Linked DNA regions of Homo sapiens: all the other regions are linked to region 2. A link is a loop called in an ENCODE intact Hi-C map of the cell type or tissue named here. Cell type or tissue: PC-9. All regions are shown on one strand. Each heading gives the region's core, and the rest is flanking DNA. Links, peaks and the distances in the headings are about the cores only.

What was found. Hi-C counts contacts between places; a loop is a spot of excess contacts. Peaks named below come from ENCODE experiments on the same cell type or tissue, not always from the same donor. Only the 100,000 strongest peaks of a DNase experiment are listed, where the experiment ranks them.
Region 1: a loop joins it to region 2, with 10 times the contacts of the local background. A loop is called at or near these places in 4 of 110 quality-filtered maps.
Region 3: a loop joins it to region 2, with 8 times the contacts of the local background. A loop is called at or near these places in 8 of 110 quality-filtered maps.

The regions. Positions count from the first base shown.
Region 1 is chr4:157,987,403-157,996,100 of GRCh38, reverse strand. It overlaps LOC105377509 (a long non-coding RNA gene), which reads left to right. Exons shown (of 6, transcript XR_007058347.1): 2 at 8,326-8,395. Among named protein-coding and RNA genes, the nearest start is that of GASK1B-AS1, 180 kb to the left of the region's middle. RefSeq lists a cis regulatory region at 1,091-1,108 and an enhancer at 1,028-1,172. In PC-9, for the core only: CTCF peaks have their summits at 3,685 and 3,886 (motif pointing left); no DNase peak of the experiment used is centred there.
Region 2 is chr4:158,090,855-158,099,552 of GRCh38, reverse strand. No RefSeq gene overlaps it. Among named protein-coding and RNA genes, the nearest start is that of GASK1B-AS1, 76 kb to the left of the region's middle. RefSeq lists an enhancer at 4,228-5,427. In PC-9, for the core only: no CTCF peak of the experiment used is centred there; DNase peaks (open chromatin) are centred at 4,702 and 5,272; H3K4me3 peaks cover 1,729 bases; H3K27ac peaks cover 3,335 bases.
Region 3 is chr4:158,157,619-158,166,316 of GRCh38, reverse strand. All of the region lies in intron 2 of GASK1B (golgi associated kinase 1B), which reads left to right. Among named protein-coding and RNA genes, the nearest start is that of GASK1B-AS1, 8.8 kb to the left of the region's middle. In PC-9, for the core only: no CTCF peak of the experiment used is centred there; a DNase peak (open chromatin) is centred at 4,546; H3K27ac peaks cover 484 bases.

The sequences.
Region 1 (8,698 bases), core at 1,384-6,383, 100 kb after region 2:
ATTTAGGGATAAAAATTTTAAAAATAATATACTATGGAAACAGAAAGATTTAAAAATTCTTAATGTGTCTAGTTAGGTAGCACCCACTAAGAAAAGTGAGAGCAGTCATCTCATGTTCAATAGTAGAAAGGCAAAATGATATTATTTTATATGCAAATAAACATGATCAAGTCCTAAAATCATTTACCATTGTATGGAATGAATGAAACACAGGAGAAAGACAAAAGTGATGTATGGTTTGAGTATGAACTCAAGATTTTAATAGTAATTTTCAATATGAACTGACTTTCTATCACCTAATTTGTCTCTGCTTTGTGATAACTATGACATAGGTACCACAAAGGTATAAAACACAAATGTATTTTATAGCATTAGTTAATTTTTCATGTGTTGATTTCCTTTTATTAACTATATGTAACCATGGAAGCCCAGTACCTCATCATAATTTTTTATCCTATTTCTTACCAAGTGTTGAGATTTTCACATTGATGTATTTTAATATTTAAGGATTCATTTTATTATCTTTTAGAATTATTAAAATTTAGCCAAATCAGAAATTTGTTTGATGCATAATAGGTAAATATGGTACCAAATTATCAAATGGAAAGAGAGAACTAAGGTTGTTCTTTCTTGTTTTATGAATCAAATAGCAGAAATGGAAAGTGCTTTATGGTTAGGCCAAAGGAAGGCCACTCTATCATTAAGAATTTACTCATATACAAATTGAAAACCAAGCAAGGTATGTATATATACATATATAAATATAAAATATATATTCAGAATATATATTCAGGATCTACCAAGAGATAAGTAGATGATCTCTTTCCTTCATAATTTTTAAAGATGTAATGAAAGATTCGTTTATTTGGCTTTGCTCTTTCCTGGCTTGCCACGCTCATGCCGTTTTAATTAATCTCCACCAGTTGCAACAGCTTGATTTTTCTGGAATAAGAAATGAGCTGTTTTGCTCTGTAAACATTTTCTATGGGCATTCAGACACATGAGGGAGACGAATGAACAAACGAAAGGTCTTTCGTAAGACTGGTAGTTTACCAAGCACAAACAGAAGATCAAAGTGCCTTTGTTTGGCTTTATCTCTTTTCTTCAGAGGAAATGCCCAGCCATGACTGTTCCTTGTTTACAAAAGTCTCAAGGATTTCAGTTTTTTGAAAGAGAAATGTGAGAAAAAAGGAATGCAATTAAGAAACTGAAATACTGTCTTTGGCCTATACTGTTGGGTTTAAATCTACAAATCTCCAAAACACTTTCATTGTTCTCTACATTGCTTCTGGCAAAAATGTAAACAATATTTGTTTCATCAATCTCTGTCCTAACTACTGCCTACTTTGCTTGTTTTTGCTAGATTTTCCTCTAAAGCTGAAGAATATATTAAACTGACGTGTGTGTATATATATATATAAATATATATACAAATATATATACATATATATACAAATATATATATACAAATATATATATTTATATACGAACACACACAGGACACACATATATACATATATGTATGTGATATATACACAAGACATACACATATATACATATATATGACAAATACATAAAGCCATGATGAAATTAAAAAACAGATTTATATGTCAGTTTAATGTATTTTTATTTACATTTATTTTTTATTTTTTTGAGGTGGAGTCTTCCTCTGTCACCCAGGCTGAAGTGCAGAAGCTAAATCTTGGCTCACTGCAACCTCCACCTCCTGGGTTCAAGCAATCCTCTTGCCTCAGCCTCCCAAGTAGCTGGGACTACAGGTGCAAGCCACCATGCCTGGCTAATTTTTCTATTTTTAGTAGAGACGGGATTTTACCATGTTGGTTAGGCTGGTTTCGAACTCCTGACCTCAAGTGATCCTTGTCTAGGCCTCCCAAAGTTCTGGGACTACAGACGTGGCCACCATGCCTGGCAGTTTAAGGTATTTTTAATATCTATTACATATATACATACACATGTATTTAATTTTCTCACTTTAAATATTTTGATATCACCCCAAAAATATTCTGGTTTTGTGCCAACACCCTGTCTAAATGTAGAAATATTGAATATTGGATTCTTTTGGAGTCAACAAATATTTGTCAAGAATTTGCTTTAAATGCAATAGTAATGGCTATTTTTATGCCATATTAGGACATTTGGACTCTATTGTATAGATGAATGGAGACTTATTGCAGGTATTTGGACAATGGAGTGAGATAATGGCATCTGTGAAAGCGTTCTGATAGTATAGGTAATGCTTTTGAGAGATTCAGGGTAGAGTTCAGTTAAGTTACTATAGGTCTGTAAAGTGACAAAGGATCTGAGAAATATCTATAAAATAAATATAAGGTAAATTAGTTGATTTGAGGACATGCAGGAGAGGATACAGTCAAGGACGCTTTTTGGTTACTTCACTTGGGTGAAGTGATGAGATGTGGAATCCCCACATTTTGCTGAGAAAATAAGAGGATGAGCAGCTTTAGATGAGAAGGCCATGAGTTAGCTTTAAATACATTGACCTTGAGGTACTTCAAAGTATTTGAACACTGGTAGAAACATTCAACTATTTGGTTATAGGTTAAGTCGTTAGCATTTAGGTTAAAATGTAAAGCTTTGTAGTCATAATAAAGAGGGGTTTTCAGGCATTTTACCTTCTTTTTATCTGTTTTATTTTATGTCTTCTTAAAACTTCAAACCAATATCTTTTTCCTTCTACAGATAAATGGGAAACTTGTAATGATATGGAGGGGTCTTTACTTTAACATTTTTATGTTTTTATCAATTCCCAAATGGACCAGCTACTTCTCAGCTTCAAGCACATCTTCTTGTTTAATAAGTACCCTTTGTTTCTCCTTTAATTTCTAAGCTCCAAGGAAACAAACTATAATCTTGCAAGAATGTTCAATAGGCAATAAATAAAGTCAACATCACATGGTCAAGGTCAATATTAGAACAGTGACATGATAAACAAACTCTTTTATTTTGTTAGTTCACAACTCTAGTATTGTGTTGCTCTGTGGGTTTTATTTCCAAATAACCCCTGTAAAATTTGATGTTTCCTTAGATCCGGAAACCCACCAGAACGAATGCTAACAGAATCAGGACTTTCAATGCATTTTATTATGAATTTTAAAAGGCCCAGCAAAAGTAGGATATATTGCTCATAAGTAACTTTTAAAAATAAGTTTAGACTCCCTTCTGATATTAAAATAATGGATGTTCATTTAATAAACTTGTAAACATGTATATATAATAAGTTGAGAATTCAAAAAGGAAAAGGTAGATGATTGAGTTTTCCTATTAACCGGTTTTTAAAATATTTTAAAGTAATTTCTATTAGTAGTAATGGCCATTGAAAGTATAATTGATGCAATATTTTTGCCTTTATAAACACTTGTGTGTTTCCTAAAGACTCAGAAAATAACACTGTATTTAAAAAGTTATAAATCTGTTTCATTTGTACTGCTCAAGATGGGGAAACAAAAATCATGAGGAAACATCTGGTCTTTTTGGAGAAGCAGAAATCCCACAGAAAGTCTAAATGACCTATTTCATAACTTTCTTAAAAAATTGGAACTACCGTAATTGTCAGGAAGTTACGCAGTTTTCATTTTTGAGAAAGCCTTAAAATGTTCATTGTTTGCTGATAAAAATTGAAGTGGCAGTCAATTTTCTAAAAGGTGGCAGAATAGTGCAGGTTTTTGTTCCAAGATGATGTATAGATAAGACTATAAGATTCAGAGAAACATTTAGGGAAAGCGCTGGCCCTTTGGTATCTCTAGAACGCTCAATGTTTTTATTAACTTGGATTAAGAATCAGCATTTGAATTCATGCCTTTTCTCTGATCTTTGCTGCCCCCTAGTGACTCACATTACTACATTTCTCCTGTTGAAATCTACGTAGTCTACGTCTAATTAATATTGTAATTATTGTGCTGAATTAAATATTTATGAGAAACAAATATTTAAAGATTTCTAATGTTTAGGTAAAAATACTAACCTTGCCTCAAGGTTAACCCACTGGTCTCAAGAAATAAGTTGGTTGGATTACTCACCATGATGGATGAAATAGTTGAAGAGAGAAACACTATTCCAAGTTATTAAAATAGTAGTGCTGAAAGTGTGATTTGACAGAATATTTTGGATGGGGAAAACACAATACTTGATGAAATCATGTAAATTTCACATCTTTAAGCCAACTAATGCCATGTTGGGTATAATAACTACCCAAGAAAGTAATGAAAAAATATAAATTAAAATAAATGCAACTATTTTTACTAAGTTGTTAATAAGTTTGATATAAATGATAATACAAAATTAGGAATGCATCATATGGCCTAAAGTTGAGAAATGCTTTAAAAAGTGTGTGCATGTATACATACACTTACAGGTGTTTGTGTAAAATTGTATGTCCTCTTGTTGCCATTAAAAATAGAAAATATACAAGTTATATAATAACCTGTATGTTTTCAACTTTCAACCATATAGAATACAGGATTTATCCTGTAAATTATAATGCTTTTAACCATTTGGAATACAGAATTTATTACTATAAAATAGTGGTTAGTATGCAAAAGCGAAGAACAACAAAATTCAGAAGGGGTTTTACTACTTGTAAATGAAAACTGGATTTGTATTTCGTGTGTTTACTGATTTGTTTTTTCTGTATGGATGAATAATTATGCATGAAAAATAAATTAAAGGATGTGGCATGTGCATGAATGATACGGCTTGGTGAAATATTGTCAAGTATTATTTTCATTTAACCTTGCTTGGATCGCAGCTGGGGCTTATAGAGTTAGAGTGCTTGGCTGAATAGCCACCTGGCTATTATGAAAAATTCATGGTTTCAGGCGAGATTTCAATCACTGCCACTTTTCTAAAGGTGAAAAATAAAAATCCCATCTTTATTCACATAGATGCCCTAAATGGTAACATCTGTAACATGATAACTATAGTTATTTTAGGGAAAGGGGGATAAAAGCTTATCTTTTGTATAACTCCTTAGAATTCCAAATATTTTATTTTAATTTGCTTTACTATCAAAATTTCCTAATTGTTTAAATTCAAAGGTGATTTTTGAATTCATAAGACAATCAAACCCTTCATACTCTTCCAAAGCCAAATGTATGAATAGCTATCTGTCCTGTTATACAGGTATTTTTAAACTCACACATTCACTATTCTAGTTTTCCCCTAAGGTGGGCATTGCCTGAAGTTTAGTCCTAACTTTCCATTTCTGTCTCTATGTGTTGTGCTTTGGAGATCTTACTCTCTCCAGCTGTGTGCATATCTCCTTGTAGATACCTCTACAGTCAGCCTCTCCAGCACTGACTGCTTGTCTCAACTTGGGTTCGACATTTCCAGCAGTCTCCTGCATATAAGTCACTTGGTTGTTCCACGGTTAATACCAACACAAGCGTAAATTTGTCTCAAACAAGATGGAAGAAAGGTAGAGATTACTGAGTTCAAAACCTTTCTTTCTTTTTCTTTCTTTCTTTTTTTCTTTCTTTCTTTTTTTTGAGACAGAGAGTCTCACTCTGTCGCCCAGGCTGGAGTGCAGTGGCACAATCTTGGCTCACAGCAACCTCTGCCTCCTGGGTTCAAGTGATTCTCCTGCCTCAGCCTACTGAGTAGCTGGGATTACAGGCACATGCCACCACGCCTGGGTAATTTTTGTGTTTTTAGTAGAGATGGGGTTTCACCATGTTGGTCAGGCGGGTCACGAACTCCTGACCTCGTGATCCACCCGCCTCGGCCTCCCAAAGTGCTGGGATTACAGGCATGAGCCATCATGCCTGGCCTATTCTTTGATTCTTAATAAGGATTATCTTCTTGTAATTTCTTGAGCAGAAGTATATGAGAGGTAATTTTGTTTAGAACTTGTGTATGTGAAAAATTAAAAATGTTTGTTTCTACCTTCTCATTTGATTGGTAGTTTGTCTGGGTTCAGAATTCTATGTTGAAAATTATTATTCACAAAATGTTGAAGGCATGAAATTCAATTTTCTTTCTGCTTCCAATTGCCTGTTTTTCTCTGTATCTCAATTCCCTGAAATTTTACAGTACTGTGCTTTGCTATGAATTATCTTTTCATTCATTGTGGTAGATACTAATCCGCCCTTTCCATGTGTAAATCCAGACATTTCGATCCTAGATGTTTTTTTGTTTCTTTCTGTATAGTTTATTTCCTTTCATTTTCTTCTTTGTCTTTTTCTGAGGCTCTTATTTGACTGTTTGAACTTTAGTAACAAACCTCTAAAATTTTATCTAGTCTTACCTATTTTTCATTTTGTATTTTTGCTATGCTTTCTGGAAGAGTCTGTCATCTTTATTTTAATCATATTTTATTTTCTAGGAGCTTTTATTGTTTGAATGCTCCTCCGTCATTTTAAAATAATAGTCTAAATATTCTAATTTATGGATATATTATCCGTAAATTTTTATCTCTTTAAGGCGACTTGTATCTCTTTAAGGCGATTGATTATAGAGTTTCTTTGCATTCTTTCTCCTAGTTCCTGCCTTGCCTCAGGTCTTCTGCGTTGCTCGTTCTCTTTGTTGGGCTTCTGTGTTTGAGTTAGTGATATGACTTTCCTCATCCTTGGCTGTTATTTGCCATTTAAGAGTAAAACCCTATAAATATATTAGAAGCTTTGTGTTAATTTCAGGGCTTGTTGAGCAGTGTGCTTTTCTGTAGGATAATTAGATAGAAACACAGTTGTTTTCTCAAGGATACTCTTTCCCCAAATGTCAAGAGTTTTTCCTTAAGCCAGTGGTTCCAAAGAGATGAACCCTCCAGCCTTCTTCCTGTGAGGGAAGCTGGTTGCTTATGTGATGGAAAAGTGGAAGAGTATAATATGGGTCTCACTGTTCAATGTGTAGACCTTCATGCAGAGTCTTGACTGTGTTTGGTGTCTCTGGGTTCAAAGAGTCTCCAGAGAGTAAAACCTGAACCTCGTTCTTCTGTTAAGTGGGGAAAATTTTAGACCTGATCTCTTCTCATAGAGAATTTTAGGATATGCAAAGGTCTAAATGCTTTTGGAGAGTTGCAACCAATCTTCACGTTGTCTGCCTAACTACACCTCAGCCGTCAGAGGAACATGATGCCTCTAACTTGTAGGCCTCCCTGGATTCCAGGGCATGAAGTGACTAGTGTCTTGACTCTCCACTCTTGCACCTTGCAGACACTATCTTTCTTCTTCCTCTGGCCTTAATTTTCTGCTGGATATCTTCCTGTTTTTTTTTGCATCTCAGTTTTTTTTGTTCCCACTTCTTGTTTTTCTTATGTAATTTTATGCATTTTTAAAATTCTTTTACTGAAATTTTATGGTATTGTAAGAAGTGAAAGTTAATCCCACATAATTTGCCAAAATTTAGTTCCTTTTTTTAAATTCTATGGCTATTAACTTATATCATACTTTAATCACTTATTGCTGGGGTAAATAAATTGTTTCCTAACTAATTTCCTCCTTTCAATTTTTTTTCATTGAAAAAATGTCCTGTTAACTGCCACCCTGGGAACAACTCTAAGATAGTACTCTAATTAGATCACTTACCTGCTCAAAACACTCCAGATACTTTTAATGCCTAAAAAAGTAAATTTCTGACCTATTCATGGTCTACTCAGATTTCCAGGCTTATCTTTTACCATGCTTCAATGTGTACATTCTCCTTATACAAATGACTTTACTCACTGTCTTTGGAAAATATCTGCCTGTCTTCCCACTATTCTTGGCAAAACCTATTCTTTTCATTTAATCTTACTCATTCTTCTCAACTCCCCCAAGAAGTCTTTTTGATCCCTCTCATAGAAAAAAATTATTAATGACAGGTTTGCAGTCTATTTCTTTCATTATAGCATCTGTAACACTTAGTATTTATATTTTTATCTTTCTCTTCTAGACTCTAAGTTGCATTGGAGGCCAAGACCTTGTTATATTTTCTTGTTGTATACCAATTTTCAATCAATATTGAATACCTACTATGTGCCAGGATCTGTGCTAAAACTTCTTTAGGCATTCCTCAGGTAAAGAAAAAGGCACATAAGCAGCAGTTTTCAGAAACAGTGAAAGCTGAGAATGGGATCTCAGTGTCTACCTGGAGTTCAGAAAGAGGACTCCAGTTTCTGAAAGGACAGATATAAGCCAGGCTCATCTCAAGCCTTACAGGAAATGAAAGTATAGACTCAATTCTATCATAGGTATCCAAAAAGGATGAAGAATAGGGAAATTGTTTTCTTACTGGCCAATAGACAAGGGACCAGAGCAGGGCTAATAGCAAGGATGAGTTGCTTAATGTTGTCTTCTTCCCACCCCTTTTTCTCAGGCAGTGTTGGTCTGCAAGCTTCAAGAGCCAGTGACCCTGACTGCCAAGTGATTTGCCGAAGGGAATTATGGTAAGTTAATAAGACACCTGGAATTGTGAAACACTAGATTTCTCTAAACTTCCTAGAAGGTTTTTTGACTCCATGAAGTGCATGTCACTCTCATCCCAGGATGAGTTCTAGATTTTTCTCTTTATGGTTTTCAAGGGCAGATTTCATATGCTTAAGAAAGTCACTCTACTAATTTTTGACTTTTAAGTTACATTTACATGGTAAAGTTCTTCCATATGTCTAATCACAATAGTTCGCTTAATTTATGCTAATTATAAAGATCTTTACATTTTTATGTTATTCAACATCATGTTGACTGTAATT
Region 2 (8,698 bases), core at 2,217-7,216:
TGAATACACTGTAGGGAACAAGAGCAGAAGCAGGGAGGCCAGGTAGGAAGCGGTTTTGGTGATCCAGGTGAATGATGACGGTGGTTTGGATCACAGTGAGAGCAGTGACAGTAAACATAAGTGGTCAGATGCCTGACACATTTTGAAGATGGAATTAACAGACTGTATGTTGGTCTCAGAGAAACAGAAGCATCAACAACGACCAAGACAGAAAATAGCACAGGTTAGGCAAGTATTGTAGGGGTAGGGGTTGGGGGAGGAAGTTTACTTCCGGGCATTTTAAGTTTGGGGTGTTTATTAGTCATGGAGGAGTCTGAAAAAGAGTAGCTGGCCAGGCATAATGTCTCATGCCTGTAATCTCAGCACTTTGGGAGACTGAGGCAGGAGGATCACTTGAGCTCAGGTGTTTGAGACAAGCCTAGGCAAGACAGTGAGACCCCATCTGTACAAAAAATAGAAAAAAATTAACCTGGCATGGTGATATGCGCTTGTAGTTCCAGCTACTCAGGAGGCTGGAGTGGGAGGGTTGCTTGAGCCTGGGAGGTCAAGAGTGCAGTGAGCTGTCATTGTACCACTGCACTCCAGCCTGGGCAGGACAGTGAGACCCTGTCTGCACAAAAAATAGAAAAAAATTAGCCTGGCATGGTGATATGTGCTTGTAGTTCCAGCTACTCAGGAGGCTGGAGTGGGAGGGTTGCTTGAGCCTGGGAGGTCAAGGATGCAGTAAGCTGTCATTGCACCAGTGAGACCCTGTCTGAAAAAAAAAAAAAGTAGCCAATGAGACAAGTGGAAAAAGTAAAAAAAAGTAGCAGAGGAAGCTGTGTCTGAGGACTGAGAATTGACTATGACTATTCATTAGTGAGCTTAACATAGTAAAAATGTGGTATTTTAATCTTACGGGACCACCATTGTTATATGTGGTCTGGTGTTGGCGAAATGTCCTTATGTGCCACATGACTTTATATACTGAAATGTGGTTTAAGACGATAAGAAATTAACTTTAAAATTCACTTAACTTGAAAAATCTAATATTTTTACAGTAATTTTCTTTTTTTTTCATTATACTTTAAGTTCTAGGGTACATGTATACAACGTGCAGGTTTGTTACATATGTATACATGTGCCATGTTGGTGTGCTGCACCCATTAACTCGTCATTTACATTAGGTATATCTCCTAATGCTATCCCTCTCCACTCCCCCCACCCCACGACAGGCCCCTGTGTGTCATGTTCCCCACCCTGTGTCCAGTTGTTCTCATTGTTCAATTCCCACCTATGAGTGAGAATTATGCGGTGTTTGGTTTTCTGTCCTTGTGATAGTTTGCTCAGAATGATGGTTTTTACAGTAATTTTCAATGCTCCATATCCTTTTCCCTGCATCTTTCCCTATCTCAGCCCTAGAGGAAGATCTATTCATGACAAGGGAGAATAATTAACACTGTAAATACTTGTTTGCATGATGTGTGACCAAACCAATGAGAAAGCCAAGAGTGCCTTGAATTCATCTCCTATTATATTTTACGGAATGATCCATTAGATAAGTTATGCATTTTTATGTGATACCTATCACCATAGTGCAGAATTTTATTATTATAAAGAGCCATATTTAACAATGAAAATATAAACAATATGGATTTATAATTTTCCTAATGAACTTTCTTAACTTGGGGTTAACTTAATTACATTAACCTTCTTAATTCTCAAGGATTCATGAATTTGTCAAAGAGACTAACGTGCCAATATTCCAGTTTATTCTGTGGAAGAATATCCTTATTTGGTCAAGAGAAGAGGTAAATTAAAAAAAAATTCTTTAAAAAAGATTTCTGGCCTTAAAAACAGAAACTCCTGAGACTTTAATGAGAAAGCACCTCGTGTTGGTGGGGATATTTTAGTGAAGCTCCCAACAGAATGCCTGGGGCTTCTTTCTTTTCACTGACAAGAGTCTGTGAATATCACAGATGATGGTAGGCCTCTGACACACAGAACACAAAGACCAAATTGTATGGTAAATTTTAGATTATTGTATTTTATATAGGGAGTTCTTGTTCTGTGTTTAGAGGATGATCAGACATCCCTAAGGTACCACTTTGTCTTATGTTCTATATAGTTTTTTGTTTCTGTCATACCGTCCTTGACTTTTCTTGTTCTGCCTCCTCTGATGACTTTCAGTCAATCAAATGATGCATATTTATTGATGATCTTCCATACTTGCATGTTTTCTGTCACCTGTCTAATCATTAGGCAGTAGGACTGACCAAAGGAAAAAAAAAATAGGACTGGAGAAAATGGATGGAAATGGGGACTGGAAGAAAATAAATAAATCCTGGAATAAACTAATGGAATAAACTAATACACCCGAGGAATATAGGATCTGATTTCTACATCACAAGAGGTGAGGAAATATCAGTGAGATGTGGTGCTGAGACCTGAGAGCAGCAACAAGCATTTGTTTATGGCACGGTGCTAAACAGATGCTGTGGAGGCGACATGGATGAATAAAATAAAATCTGCCCTTAAGAAGTCGAGCATCTTGAACACACTAGGTGGTATGTGAAAAGTAGAATTAAAGTATCAAGTGGCTCCCTAATAAAAGTACAGTAAGGCCGGGCGCGGTGGCTCACGCCTGTAATCCCAGCACTTTGGGAGGCCGAGGAGGGCGGATCACGAGGTCAGGAGATCGAGACCATCCTGGCTAACACGGTGAAACCCCGTTTCTACTGAAAATACAAAAAATTAGCCGGGCGTGGTGGCGGGCGCCAGCTACTCGGGAGGCTGAGGCAGGAGAATGGCGTGAACCCGGGAGGCGGAGCTTGCAGTGAGCCGAGATCGCGCCACTGCACTCCAGCCTGGGCGACAGAGCGAGACTCCGTCTCAAAAAAAAAAAAAAAAAAAAAGTATAGTAATTAGGGAATAGCTATTGCACGAACTGTGTGTAATCTACAGCCAAAATATTAGTAAAATTTGAATCCAAAATTTTACTTTATGAAATGCCCCCTTGTTGAAGATTTTATTGCCATTCATTTTTTTTAAAATATCTCCAATCATCCAAACTGAAGAAAATGAGCTTTCATTTCAGTCTGGGTAAGTGAAGAAGTGAAGCAATAGCCATCTCCCACCTCTGCTCCTGGGCCTGTGTGCTGGTAGCACCCTCCAATCCCATTCTGCTGGAGGAGAGGTTAAGAAACAGCCCAGAACCAACCCAAATGTCCATCAATGATAGACTGGATTAAGAAAATGTGGCACATATACACCATGGAATTCTATGTAGCCATAAAAAAGGATGAGTTCATGTCCTTTGTAGGGACATGGATGAAGCTGGAAACCATCATTATTAGAAAACTATCGCAAGGACAAAAAACCAAACACTGCATGTTCTCACTCATAGGTGGGAATTGAACAATGAGAACACTTGGACACAGGAAGGGGAACATCACACACTGGGGCCTGTCATGGGGTGGGGGAAGTGGGGAGGGATAGCATTAGGAAATATATCTAATGTAAACGACGAGTTAATGGGTGCAGCACACCAACATGGCACATGTATACATATGTAACAAACCTGCATGTTCTGCACATGTACCCTAGAACTCAATGTATAATTAAAAAAAAAAAAAAAGAAAAAGAAACAGCCCAAGGTCAGCTTTCAGAGCATTTTAGTTAGCTGTGAAAACTAGCATCTTTCCTTGCCTGGGAGACCAGTGATAGAAGCGACCTCCTGGAACTCTTAAATCTCTGTCAGGATATTTGCCTGCCTGAACTTGATAGGAGGGAATAAAAATTGTGCTTCCTTTCAGGCTAATTGACATGTTCACTGGGTCCCCATGTATGCTTTTCTGTAATCCACCTCCAAGCACAGAGATTGAATCTGAAACCTGGAAATCAACTTGGATATTCGTAACGAAGTTGACATAAGCAATGTCAGATAGGCAGAAGTAAGCACTACTAAGCACCGAAATCAAATCACTGTTCAATCACCTGCAATAGTTGGTCAGGAAGCATTTATTTACTATTTTTACAGACCATTACATTTCCAAATGCTTCCACAGAATTCATTCCAATTAGAGCAAATTATTCACTTGGTAGATGTTAGCTTTGATCCTGAATAACCTTTACATTATGTTCATTTTTTTCCTTTGCCAACGATTAGCCTACTCTATAAATCTAGGTGTTACTGGAAAGGGGTCCTGATCCAGACCCCAAGAAGAGGGTTCTTGGGTCTTGCACAATAAAGAATTCAGAGTAGGTCCACAGAGTAAGGTGAAAGCAAGTTTATTAAGAAAGTGAAGGAATAAAAGAATGGCTACTCCATAGACAGAACAGCGGCATGGGCTGCTGCTCTGTATACTTGTTGTTATTTCTTGATTATATATTAAACAAGGGGTGGATTATTCATGAGTTTTCTAAGAAAGGGGTGGGGAGCTCCCCCAACTGAGGGTTCCTCCCATGTTTCTAGATCATCTAGGGTAACATCCAGACATTGCCATGGTATTTGTAAACTGTCATGGGCTGGTGGGAGAGTCTTTTAGCCTGTTGATGCATTATAATTAGCATAGAATGAGCAGTGAGGATTACCACAGGTCACTTTCATTGCTCTCTTGGTTTTGGCCAGCTTCTTTGCTGCATTCTCTTTTATCAGTAGGGTCTTTGTGACCTGTATCTTGCTTTCTCATCCTGTGACTAAGAATGCCTCACCCCCTGGGAATGCAGCCCAGCAGGTCTCAGCCTCATTTTATCCAGCCCCTGTTCAACCTTGAGCCAGTCCAGTTCCAATGCCTCTGACACAGGTAGAAAGAAGAAACACCGAAACAAATTTGTACAAGTGCAGCATTTGTGTAGCATTTCTTTTGATGTGTGTTTTGTGCAGATGAAACAAACATTAAAATTTTCAGAGATTTCTTTTATAACAGTAAATGTGTCCTATTTGTTTCCAGCTCTTTGACATTGGACAAATTTTTATTGTTGCTTGATCATCAGGGTGAGTAATCTGCTTTTCTGATTGGAGCTTGGATTTAATCACACTTCAAAAAATTATTTCATCTCAATGAATAATAGGAAGAACTTCTGCAATATTTCATAAAGCTGGCATTAGTGTGATGACTTTAGCCTAATTACAAAGCTGTGTAATAAAATTTTACAATTCAAGGTGAGACTATCATGATAAAGGCTAATCATAATGAATGCTTGTGGGTGCTACTTGCTTTCTTCCTCTAAGTAATACACACCACTAAATTCAATGGAATTCAGGCAGAATCACTGGTTCCCACCCTTCTTGTTCATCATTCATTTTCTGTATTTTTCTTCATCTGTGGTTTGCTGTAGTTTTTTCAGCTAGTTCTGACCTTGGAGTGTTTTTTTTTTCTTTCTGGATAACAGTGTGGACAAGCATCTGCTTCTGCAGTTGCTAATGCCAAGGTTATTTGCCAAGAACAGAACACAGGTTTCTCAACATTTTGCAAGTAAATGACTCTTAAACAAATTCATGAGAATGAGAATATTTTGCAGTTAAAAAATAATAAAAAATATGTTCACCATTTGTGGAGATGAAAGATGTTCATAAATTATACATTTGCTTCTCGAACGGGCACAAAATCTCTACCTGTCTCACATCTCACTTTCCTTAACTCAGGTGTCTGCGTTTGATCTCGTGAAAGTTTCAGAATGGGCCTGGCGCGGTGGCTCATGCCTGCAATCCCAGCACTTTGGGAGGCCAAGGTGGGCGGATCACCTGAGGTCAGGAGTTGGAGACCAGCCTGACCAACATGGAGAAACCCCGTCTCTACTAAAAATACAAAATTAGCCGGGCGTGGTGACGCATGCCTGTAATCCCAGCTACTCGGGAGGCTGAGGCAGGATAATTGCTTGAACCCGGGAGGCGGAGGTTGCGGTGAGCCGAGGTCGTGCCATTGCACTCCAGTCCAGCCTGGACAACAAGAGTGAAACTCCGTCTCAAAAAAAAAAGTTTCAGAATGATGGCCAAAACAACATTTCTCATTTAGCATAGTAACACAGATCTTCGTGGGAGGTAAGCAGCAGCTTATTTTTTCATAGTTCTTAATTTTAATGCATCTTTTAAGTACATCGGCCTTCAGGGTTATCCGTATTTTGTACTGATGTGGGTACTATTGGGTGTGACATGTTTCAGGAAGATAGGTAAGGACTTGGCCCATATTTTCAGAAGAAAAAAAGTCAACATTATGGGCAGCCAATGCTTAAATCTCCACTTCCCATTTTTAAGAAGTGTCTATGGCCACCCCTCTTTCCCATACAGATTCTGAAAGATTGAAGGAGGTTGGCACAGGGGATAAGAAGTCCCAGCAGGCTATTTCTTTCATGATTTATTTTTTTACTTCCTGACATCTCTGATGCTTATTTTGACCTGATATCACCTGTGAAATGTTGTTAGGGGACACAGGTGTGCTCACTATTGTGCTTTGTGTCCTCCCTGCCCACGCATCTCCAGAGAGGGTTATGCAAACCAAATACAGTTATTTTATACTTTTCAATTCCAGTGAAGTCATGAGATGCTTTGTTAGAAATGCTTCTAGGAAAAAAATAAAATTAACCCAGATTAAATTTTAGTTATCATTGCCAACTTCTCATCTTTTGTAACTTCATTAGGAAATTTTATGAAAAGCTTCTTACCGACCTCTTTATAAACATTTTTTGCCTTTTCCACAAAATGTTGTCTTAAAATTTATATAGAATAAAAATCTTAACTGGCTTTAACATGGTGATTATGAATGGATTTTGCATACTCTTAAAATGAGTTCTTCATAAACCAATTAACTAATTGTAGGTTAATTTGATAACCCAACTGGGTTATCAAAGAAGTTTCCCTTATGTGGACATAGTTTTTGTACTGAATGTATCTATATAAGCTACTTTAAATCATTTCTGAATTTCTTATTGTTAAGAAATAAGTGACATTTGGCTGGGTACAGTGGCTCACACTTATAATTCCAGCACTTTGGGAAGCCGATGCAGGCGGATCACTTGAGGTCAGGAGTTTGAGACCAGCCTGGCCAACATGGTGCAACCCTGTCTCTGTTAAAAATACAAAAAAATTAGCCGAGTGTGATGGCAGGCACCTGTAATCCCAGCTACTTGAGAGGCTGAGGCAGAAGAGTCCCTCGAACCCAGGGGGCAGAGCTGAGATCTCGCCACTTCACTTCAGTCTGGATGACAGAGTGAGACTCTGACTCAAACAAACAAACAATCACACAAAAAGAAATAAATAAGTGACATTTCCCCCACCTAAAATCATGGCATCCTTTTTAGTTAGCCATGTGGATTCCATGATACTGAACTTGACATGAAAAATCTTGATAGTCAAAAAAATCATTGCAACTATTAAACAAATATCTATTTTTCCCAATTCCTGAATAAAATATTCAAACTATACCAGTTAATTTTAGTAAACTCACATTAGGACAAAATATCATAAGAAAAATTTTGAAGCATATCCAACATTTTGACAGATTAACACCAAACCATATCTTACACAAATGAATCAATTTTATTTGTTTGAATTCTACAGAACACGAGTTTCTACATTTAGGGATGCTTTGAAACAGAATTCTTTTCATTGAACTGGTTGAATCAATGTCATACAGTGAGTTCTGTGCATGTGCCCTGTGGGACTTAGACTTGGAAAAATCCTAATTTGGGAATAAGAGGTATGTGTGAAGGGGATGAGTGCTAGTTTCTAGCGACTGGAGGTTTCCATACACAGAGAAAATATTAACAGTAACTTAAGTTTTCCATTGTATCCATTTGGTGCAAAAGTAATTGTGGTCTTTGTCATTACTTTCAATGTCAAAGACTACAATGACTTTTGCAAGAACTTAATAATGTATTAGCCCTGAGTTTTCTTTCATAAAGTGTTGTTCTGTGATAAATACAATACAGTTGCATTTAAAAGTTTTTGGAAAGTGAAAAAAAAGGAAAAGAATCACTCATAATTGTACTCCTTTGATGTTAACCACTGTTAACATTTTATTGCATTTCCTTCCATTATTTTTCATTTTCCATTATTTTATGCTCTAAATAACTTCTTCAGCAGAGCTTTTTCAAGCAGGTATTAGCAAAGATCTATGGAGTACTCAATACACCAAATAGTTTACATGCATTACCCCCTTACGTTGGCACAAATGCACCCGTGAGGTGGGTACTATTTATAATTTCTCTTCTATAGACAAGAAAATTAGGAAAGGTTTAGAAAGGTTAATTAATTTGTCCAAAGTCATTCGACTAGTAAATTGCAATGCGTGGCCTTGAATCCAGGACCTAACTTCAGAGCTCTTAATTTGAATGTTATGTTATAATGTATCTCTGGAAAGCTTATATAGAGTGCAAATAAAATTATGTGGCTATTTCCAAGAAAAAAATGTTACCACTATTTTTGGTTAAAGATATGATTTGTGGGCTTCATGCTACTTTATGTAGATTGATTATATTATTCAAATGTATTGATCTAATTCTTATCAGAATTAATGTTTAGCAATATCCTTAAGGAATATTTGGCTTTGTAACTAAGTTAAAAAATGTTTAACTGGATTGCTTTACCTTTAGTTTGACTACATTTTATCTTCCCCTGGATAGTTCCTCAATCCTTCCTTTTCATTGACTGCGGATACCTCGCTTAAACAATGAATGTATTTAATGATGCAAAGATACTTGCATCCTTTGAATGTTTCCT
Region 3 (8,698 bases), core at 1,674-6,673, 67 kb before region 2:
AATCTGGGACAAGATCTTGATTGTGTGACTTGATGAGTTCTAGATGATTCTTCTTAAATACAAAAAGATGTGTGAAATTAGTGGACTTACTGGTATTGTACTTTATAACAGACTATTTTCTGACAGGTTATGCTCCAAGATATCCTAGAAAATGAGAAGGGTGCACTTGAGGAAGGGCAAGATAGTAATTAATTAGGCAGAGCCAGCAGTGTGCCACAATATAAGATCCAGCAGTTACCACTGGAGCAGATTTTCGTCCTGTATGTTTCTGTGTAGGAAGTCTTAAAATGAATTAAAATATAGCATCAAAGGGCCTTAAAATGTTTGTGTGCAATAATGAAGTATTTTTCAATTGTGACAAAGAATCTAGTGTGATGTATCACATAGTATACACACTGTATTTGATGTGTGTTGTCTATTATACATACCTAACAATTTTACATAGCAGATATTACTCTTATTTTAAATAGGGGAATCCTGAGGCTCAGTGAGCTTATAAAATGTGCCCTACGTCACCTACCTAGAGAGCAATGAAATTGGAATTTGTGCCCAATTCTGTCTCTGACACTGAAGTTTCCTCACGTTGCTTCTGTTAACCCACACTACCTCACAAATATAACTTACTACAATTATGGGATAATGTCAAAAATGTGCAAATTTTAGCATGATGGTTTCTGATTTTACCACTATGCCAACATTTCTATTTAATTTCTTTTTTCTATTCAATAATCTAACATTGACAATATTTTTACTCAAGTGCAGTATTGATGTATCATTATGAACACTGCTACAAGTTTTTTTAATGCAAACCAAGGTGCCAGTGCTTACCAGATTTTCTTGTTTACCATAAACAATCACATGTGTATCAATGTGATGAACATATTTGTTTTCTGCCAAATTGTCCTTGCAAGAGTCTCAAATTATTATAAAAGTCACCAGATACTGTGTGGTCCTGATACATTTCGATAATTTAAAAAGTGAAAATATCCTAAAGTATTTATCTAGCATTAGACAAAGCAGACTATGTCCATGTAAAAATCAAGAAAATAAAAAAAGAGAAAACCAAGCACCGTTCTGTGATCTTTGATTTAGCAGCTTTGCCAGAGCTTCCCCTGTAGTCTGCACAGTAGTGTGAATGAATCTCGAGGGACACCATTTTGGTAGCATTTAAGCATTGTACTATTTTTCATGCCCAGCATGGAAGATGTATTATGTATGCTTTATTTTTAGGATGCTGTTTTATTGCCACAAAGCTGTCAGACTGAATTAAGGTAGCCTAGTTCCAAGAATTCTGTATGTCAATGCTGCTTAGTTGACAAACTGCAGGCACCCCACACACTTCCATTTAAATTCATTGTAGATCCCAAGTTGCTCACTGTTTTCCAACTTGTATTGCCTCTTCGTATTATAAAGTAGGAGAAATATATGGTATGTTTTTCACTCTCTTTTCAAGCCTATGTGAGCAGCACTGTGAGTTCTGGGTGAAAGTGCAGTTGCCGAGGCAGGGGGATGTCAGCTTTGCATTTTATATTGTTTCAGGCTTTCAGGTAAGGACACAGTCGTTTTGCAGGGAGTGTTGAGAATAACACAGATGTCCTCACAACTTGCGAACATACTGGCTTCCAAATCCTAGAAATCTTTGACATATAGGCAAACTTTCTGAAAATATTTATTTAGGAGTGTGTAATCATGTTTTATTTTTTAAAAAGTTGGATTGAAAGTATGTTGTGTTCTTCCTCAGAAAAGCCCTAAGGCTATTTCTTTATGAATCAAATTGAGCTGGTCAGCTTAATACATTCATTCATCAGTGAACAAAAGTTTACTGAGCCTCGGCTCTAAGCAGCGCTGTGCTCCAGTGTCCTCTTATTTGCTCACTACATAACTTCATAGGCAAACGGGGAACCGGGCAACCTTCTCTGCTGTGCTTCTGTAATTTGTCCTTGGTCCCACACTCTGCTGGGATAAAAGGGGTGATTAATGGTTACCACAGTACCCACAGCATAAAAGATGCATGTGCCTTAACTCCATGCAATCTATCGTCTTCTATAGGATCACATTTATCTTTTCTTCCTTTAACATGTATTTATTGAGCATCTACTATGTGCTAGCCACTATTCTAGTCACTGGGGCTGCATCAGTGAACAAAACGGTCAGGAATCTCTGCTCTCGTGGCACTGACACTAGAGGGCCATGTGTGAGTTCAGTGTTCTGGAGGAAATCTTCCAGTCACCGATGTGAGGATTCACTAAGAACCTTCCCAAGCTCAAGGAGGTGGGCTCTTCAGTGGGAGTGAATCTGCTGCTGTCTCTGAGTTGATGTAAGGACCACACAGGTGCAGGAGTGCTAGATAGCTCTTTTTACCTAAGTTAAAAAAGAATTGTTACAGTTCCAATGTGTTTGTAATCAATTCAATTCAGTAGCATTTTTATGTGTGAGGCACTGCCCCGGATACTAGGGAAAAGTGGTACAGTTTGTAATTTAAATAGCTTTGTGTTTGGGGGTGTGGACGGGCAATGTAGACTCCTTGCAGGTGAATTCTGATTCTGCCACTTGCTAGCTAGGTGACCTGGGATAAGTTACTTAATATTTTTGTGCTTTATATTTTATTAGCATAATAGGGATAATGACAATAAAAACAATGATGATAACATTACTTACCTTAGAGTTGTCATGAGAATGAAATGAGTTAATATGTATAAAATATAACATTGCTTAACGCATACTAACACTCTTTTTTTTTTTTTTTCTGAGACAGAGTCTTGCTCTGTCGTCCAGGCTGGAGTGCAGTGCTGTGATCTCAGCTCACTGCAACCTCTGCCTCCTGGGTTCGAGCAATTCTCTTGCCTCAGCCTCCTGAGTAACTGGGATTACAGGTGCCTGTCACCACGCCCGGCTAATCTTTGCATTTTTAGTAGAGACAGGGTTTCACCATGTTGGCTAGGCTGGTCTCAAACTCCTGACCTCGTGATCCACCTGCCTTGGTTTCCCAAAGTGCTGGGATTACAGGCGTGAGCCACTGTGCCCAGCTAACACTCTTGAGTGCTACCTTTTTCATACCATTTCTAAGCTGATGTAGCTCTTTATGATATGCTTCTTTAGATTTTCTTAGTTGGTTTATCCAGATTGATGTTTACTTGAGTAGAATAAATGGGCACCTAAAATTTTCATTTAAAGAAGGACCTTGGAGCTTATAGTGGATAATAACGAGATCTCTTATTTGTGGAGTGCTAGGCAGTTTGCATCCATTATCTTATTAAATGTCACAACAGTCCCCTACATCAGATAATCTTGTACACATTTCCTGAGGGGAAACTGAGGATGAAAGAATAATATATGTTCCCTGAAAGCCTACAGGTAGCGTGCAGTAGGGCTGGGATACAGACATGGGTCAAGAGGACTCAGCCTCATTCCTCAAAGCTGTGCCTTACTGCCTCCCGCTATCCCTTCACATCATGTGTGAGCGTCCAATGACTGTAGCATGGGGCTTTCCCAGTTAATCATCCATCCAGATTGCAACCACTTTTCCCATTGCCTTGTCGCCTGATCCCTGAATGTAGCCATGATGCCTAACTGTTCCCCTTTTCATGATAGTGATCTGGGGTCAGAAGGAGAGAGGCAGTAGTGTTTCCACCACCCCTATTTTCATCGTCCCAGTATATAAGAGATACATGGGAGTGGATAGTTGAGCACAAGCTGGACAGAATGAGGGCATCAAAACCTCTGCACATCCCTGTCTCTATGTCTCAAGTGTTTCTCTAATCCTTCCCAATTCGTATTGAGTGAAGACAGTGAAATTACACCTTACTAGGATGTCATGCCAGGCAAATTTTTATTCTGGGTCCATGGACCATTCCTTAGACTCTAAGAGCTATCCATGAACATTGGGGGATTCTGAAAAAATGCACTCAGAATTTTTGAGTGCTTGCTTTGTTCTAGACACTGCATCAAAAGTTGGAGATCCAGAGGACTAAGAAGTAGTCTCTGTTCTTCAGAGCTCTCAGCTTGGAAGACAGGAGACAGTGAAGCAAACCTACCTTACAAAAAATGTGTGATAAAAACCTCAATGGAGATATTTTTAGGAGGCCCTGTAGGCACAGAGAGGGAGAATTTAACCTAGAATGTGTATGTAGGGGGTTGAGTGGGAAATTATAAATACTTTTGGAAGAAGTAATGCCAGAACTGGTTCTTAAAAGTCACTGTGGGTGGTGTGAGAGATGGGATGGGTGCAGAAAGTATAGAGAGAATAGACTATGAAAAACGTGTGAAAGCAGAGTGTGTTCAGGAAATTGCAAATAGTTCGGAAAAACAACAGATTAGGGTTTAGGGGCACGATGTGAGTTAAGCTGTGGTAAGTGGAGAGTGAGTGTGTTTTATGTCCTGCAAGGAGCCTGGACTTTATCTTGCAGAAAATAGGGAGTCGCTGAAGGGTTTGAAGAAAGGGAGTGATGTCATGGGCTTTGCACTGTAAGAAGTAAGAAGATCACTGAGGTCAGGAATTCGTGGCTCCTTTAACTGGATTAACAAAGGCTAAATCGCCCAGGACTGAGTCACCCTGATGTGACCAAGATTTCATCTGCAAAATGTGATTGTAGAGTCTGGCACAGTGACCACATCATCACCACCCTCTGAAGTCAAATTTGATTCCTGTTTTTTAAAGTGGAATATTGAGACAGGAAGAGTCTTGGAGTTTCCATTTATACAGCAGAAGTTCAGGGCAGACCTAGAAAGCAGAAGTTCCTGCCCATTTGTCAGAACAAAGAAGAATGCCTTGTTTTCAGAGGAGAACTGGCGATTTAAGTTGTTTAGGTAGTTGGTGATGAATGAAGTCACAAGACATTCTCCTTTCCTGCTTCCTTGACTTCACACTTAGCTAACTCCTGAGGAAGTATGGAGATTATTTTAACTCAGTTAGGCCTAGAGAAAACAAACTATGAAGTGAAAAACAGTTAGATAAATAAATATATGAAACATATTTGGAATCACGCAGAGACCTGTTTCTTTTTTATTATTTAATTTAATTTTAAGTTGAAAAATAATATTTGTATATGTTTATGGGCACAATGTGATTATTTGATATATGTTTACAATGTGGAATTATTAAATTAGGCTAATTTAAAAATCCATCACCTTACTTATTTTTTTAAATTTAAATTTTAACTAATTTATTTTTTAGGCTTCTTCAAATCATAGGATGATTTTTTTTGGGTGAAACATTGTAAATATATTCTTTTAGTAATTTTGATATATACGTTATATTATTATTATAGTCACCATTCTGTGCAATAGATCACTAAAGCTTATCCCTCCTGTCTAACCGAAACTTTGTACCTGTTGATCAACACTTTTCCCATCTAACCCCCTCTCCCAGCCTCTGGTAGCCACCATTCTACTCTCTACTTTTGAGCTCAACTTTTTTAGATTCCACATATAAGAGAGGTCATGCAGTATTTGTCTTTCTGTGCCTGTATTATTTTGCTTAAAATAGTGTCATCCAGTTTCATCCATGTTGTCACAAATGACAGGATTTCTCCCTTTTTAAAGGGTGAATAATAGTACTCCATTATGTTTACGTAACAAAACACATTTTTCTTATCCATTTTCTGATGATGGACACCTAGGTTGCTTCCATATCTTAGCTATTATAAGTAGTGCTGCAGTGAACATGGGAGTGCAGACATCTCTTCGGCATACTGATTTCAATTCCTTTGGATAGATACCCAGAATTAGGATTACTGGATAGTATGGTAATTCTATTTTTAGTTTCCTGAGAAACTTTCATACTGTTTCCCATCATGGCTGTATTAATGCATATTCCAACCAGCAGTGCTAAGGGTTCCCTTTTCTCCAAACCCTCACCAACACTTGTAATCTTTTTGTCTTTTTGATCATAGCCCTTCTAACAGGGGTGAAGTCATATCTTATTGTGGTTTTAATTTGCTCCAGGACAAGTCCCTAGATTCAGGACTTGTTTGGCCATATAAAATCTATGCCTATGTAATCTACAGACTCCTACCTCCCCACCTACTGTTTTTAAAAATCATGAAAACCTTATGGAGGTTTATTTCTTTTCGCATTAAAGTTTTCCTTCAATGCGTTGTTGACAGTTGTGATGGGGCCCAACAGAATTTGTTTCCTATAACAAAGATGCCACTCAAGTTTGACTGGCTTTTGTTTTCTTCAATGGGTATTATAGAGTTGTTTTTAATGAAGGACTGGAGCTGGACTGTCACTTGCTTTTTATCTTGTTCACAAGGAGTCTTGGAACATGGCCCGTGCAAGAGAAAGAACTTTTGATTTCAGAGCTCAAGACTTTTCTTCTTATTTTTGCTCAGTGACAAATGCTCACAGACATTCATAGCTCCACCCAACATGCTTAGCATTCACCTATAATTCCACAAAACCGCTCAGCCAGTGCTCAAAGTGAAGGGCATTTAATAAATCTAGACAAAGAAGATTGTGTAAAGCACTCATTCTAAGTGAATTTTCATGTTCATCTTCTCAGAAGAATGTCTTCTTTGTGCTTTTGAATAAAAAACGACTTGGGAGAGCACCAAATTCAGCGGAAATATTCAGATTTCAGAAAAAAAGAAGCTTTCCTGGCAAGTCTCATTTTTTAGGACAGCTATATAACCTTTAATTCACATGAACACCCACATATCTTTTAAAACCCGCTTTCTCACCACTGTGACAGAATTTTATCTCTTCACTTGTTGAGATTTCTCTAGAGAGTCCAGTACTGCATCATTTTGACAAACCTGAATGTGGAGAGATGAATGCTTCTCATCTCTGAAACACTTCAGGGTAAGTTGCTTTAACCAGTTTCCTGTTTTCAGAGGCAATTTTTCTGTCATCTCTTCAAATCCATCCAGGTTCATTTAATTCTTTCAAAAGCCTTATATTAAAAGAGGTGGAATTCTCCTCAACAGTAGTACTCATTGCTCTGAGATCTGGAGTTATGCTGACTGCTATTATTACCTGCAAGGGCCACACACACGTATATGTAGCAAGAAGGCCTGTATGTGGAAAGGAACCACAGCCATCTGTGACTCAGTCTGTCTTACTGCTCACCATGCTTTCTTCTTGTTCTCTGGAAATCCCCTTTCCTGAGGTGCACTGATTTCTAGCAGGGCAGGAAAGAATGTCTTTATGCGATAGTTGGCATTCAAAATATTTTGCTGAGGGGAAATGGATGAATTGGGAGAAAAACATAGGCTATTAATTGAAAACCAATTATACTTATCAGCTGAACACTTTATTTGGCAGTTTGAGGACACCTTTTTAATGATTAGTATAGAAAATGTATCATTCCAAAAATTTGGTGATCTAAAATAGAGAAATGGTGACTGACATACAGCATACCCATAAACTAAATTAGGGGTTAATGTATAGCCTGTAGGCCAAAAATGGCCCACTGCCCATTTTTATTTTGTGAACTAAAAATAGTCTCTATAATTTTAAATGATTGACAAAAATCAAAAGATTAGTGATATTGCTATAACCCTTGAGACTCATATGAAATTTAAGTTTCACCATACACAATAAAATGTTAATGGAATAGTTACAACCACTTGTTTATATATTGTCCATGACTGCTTTTGGGCTACACTGGAGTTGAACGGTTGCATAGTTGAATAGTTGTGATATTTTAGGCCCTCAAAACCTAAAATATTTACTCTCTGCCTTTTATAAAATTTGCTGATCACTGGGCTAGATTATTGCATTACAATTAAAGTGGTACTATTTAAAAATAATTAAACAAAATATTTATAGTATAATATTTAGTGAAATAATTATGACAAACTCTACATACAAGATGATCCCAAATAGCTTTTTTTCTTTGCATAATTTTTGCCTCTTTCTCCTGGTAGAAATGTAAGCTCCATGAAAGCAAAAAACTTGACATTTATCTGTTTATATATGTAGCTGCAGGTTCTAGAACAGTGCTTAGTGCACAGTAAATGCTCAAGAAATGGTAAAGGTCAGTTGAAGCCTGATGAATTATGTGATTATGTGATGTATATATGTAATAATCATCAGAGCAAAACCTTTCTGGGGCATGTGTTTATGTTAGGCACCATGCTGTGAATTTTAGAGGCACGATCTCATTTCTTCCTGATAAGGTCAGTTTTGAATGTATGTTGTTGCTTCATTTTACAGGTGAGAAAAACAAGGTTTAAAAAGGTTACATAACTTCTCTAACGTTACAAAATGAAGACATAATGTGACCAGATTTTGTTGGATTCCAGAGTCTGAGCTCTAACCATAAGTTATACTCCTTAAAAAAAATTCTAGAAGCAGTTTACCTATTCAGATGAGAAAGAAAGGGATAGAAAAATAACTGGAAGTAAATATACAAATAACAACCAATTACTGGGAGATGAGGTTATAGGTGATTTTTATTTTCTTAGCTATACATTTTTATGTTTTTCTATATTTCATGAAATGAGTGGATTTACCTTTAATTAGTTTTACAATTAGAAACAAATGTTTCTAAAGGGAAGAAAAACAGCCCAGCAGGTTTCAATTGTTTATGTAGATCAATTTCCATATTTCTCCAAAGGCCTTATATGAATTGCTGAGGAAACTGCTGTCCTTCTGACCCGCGTGTTGATTTGTGTTGAAGTTCACTGTTAGGTTTCAACTCCCTTTGATTACTTTCTAGCCCTGAGCATGCAAAGTGCTGTTTGTGTGCATATAA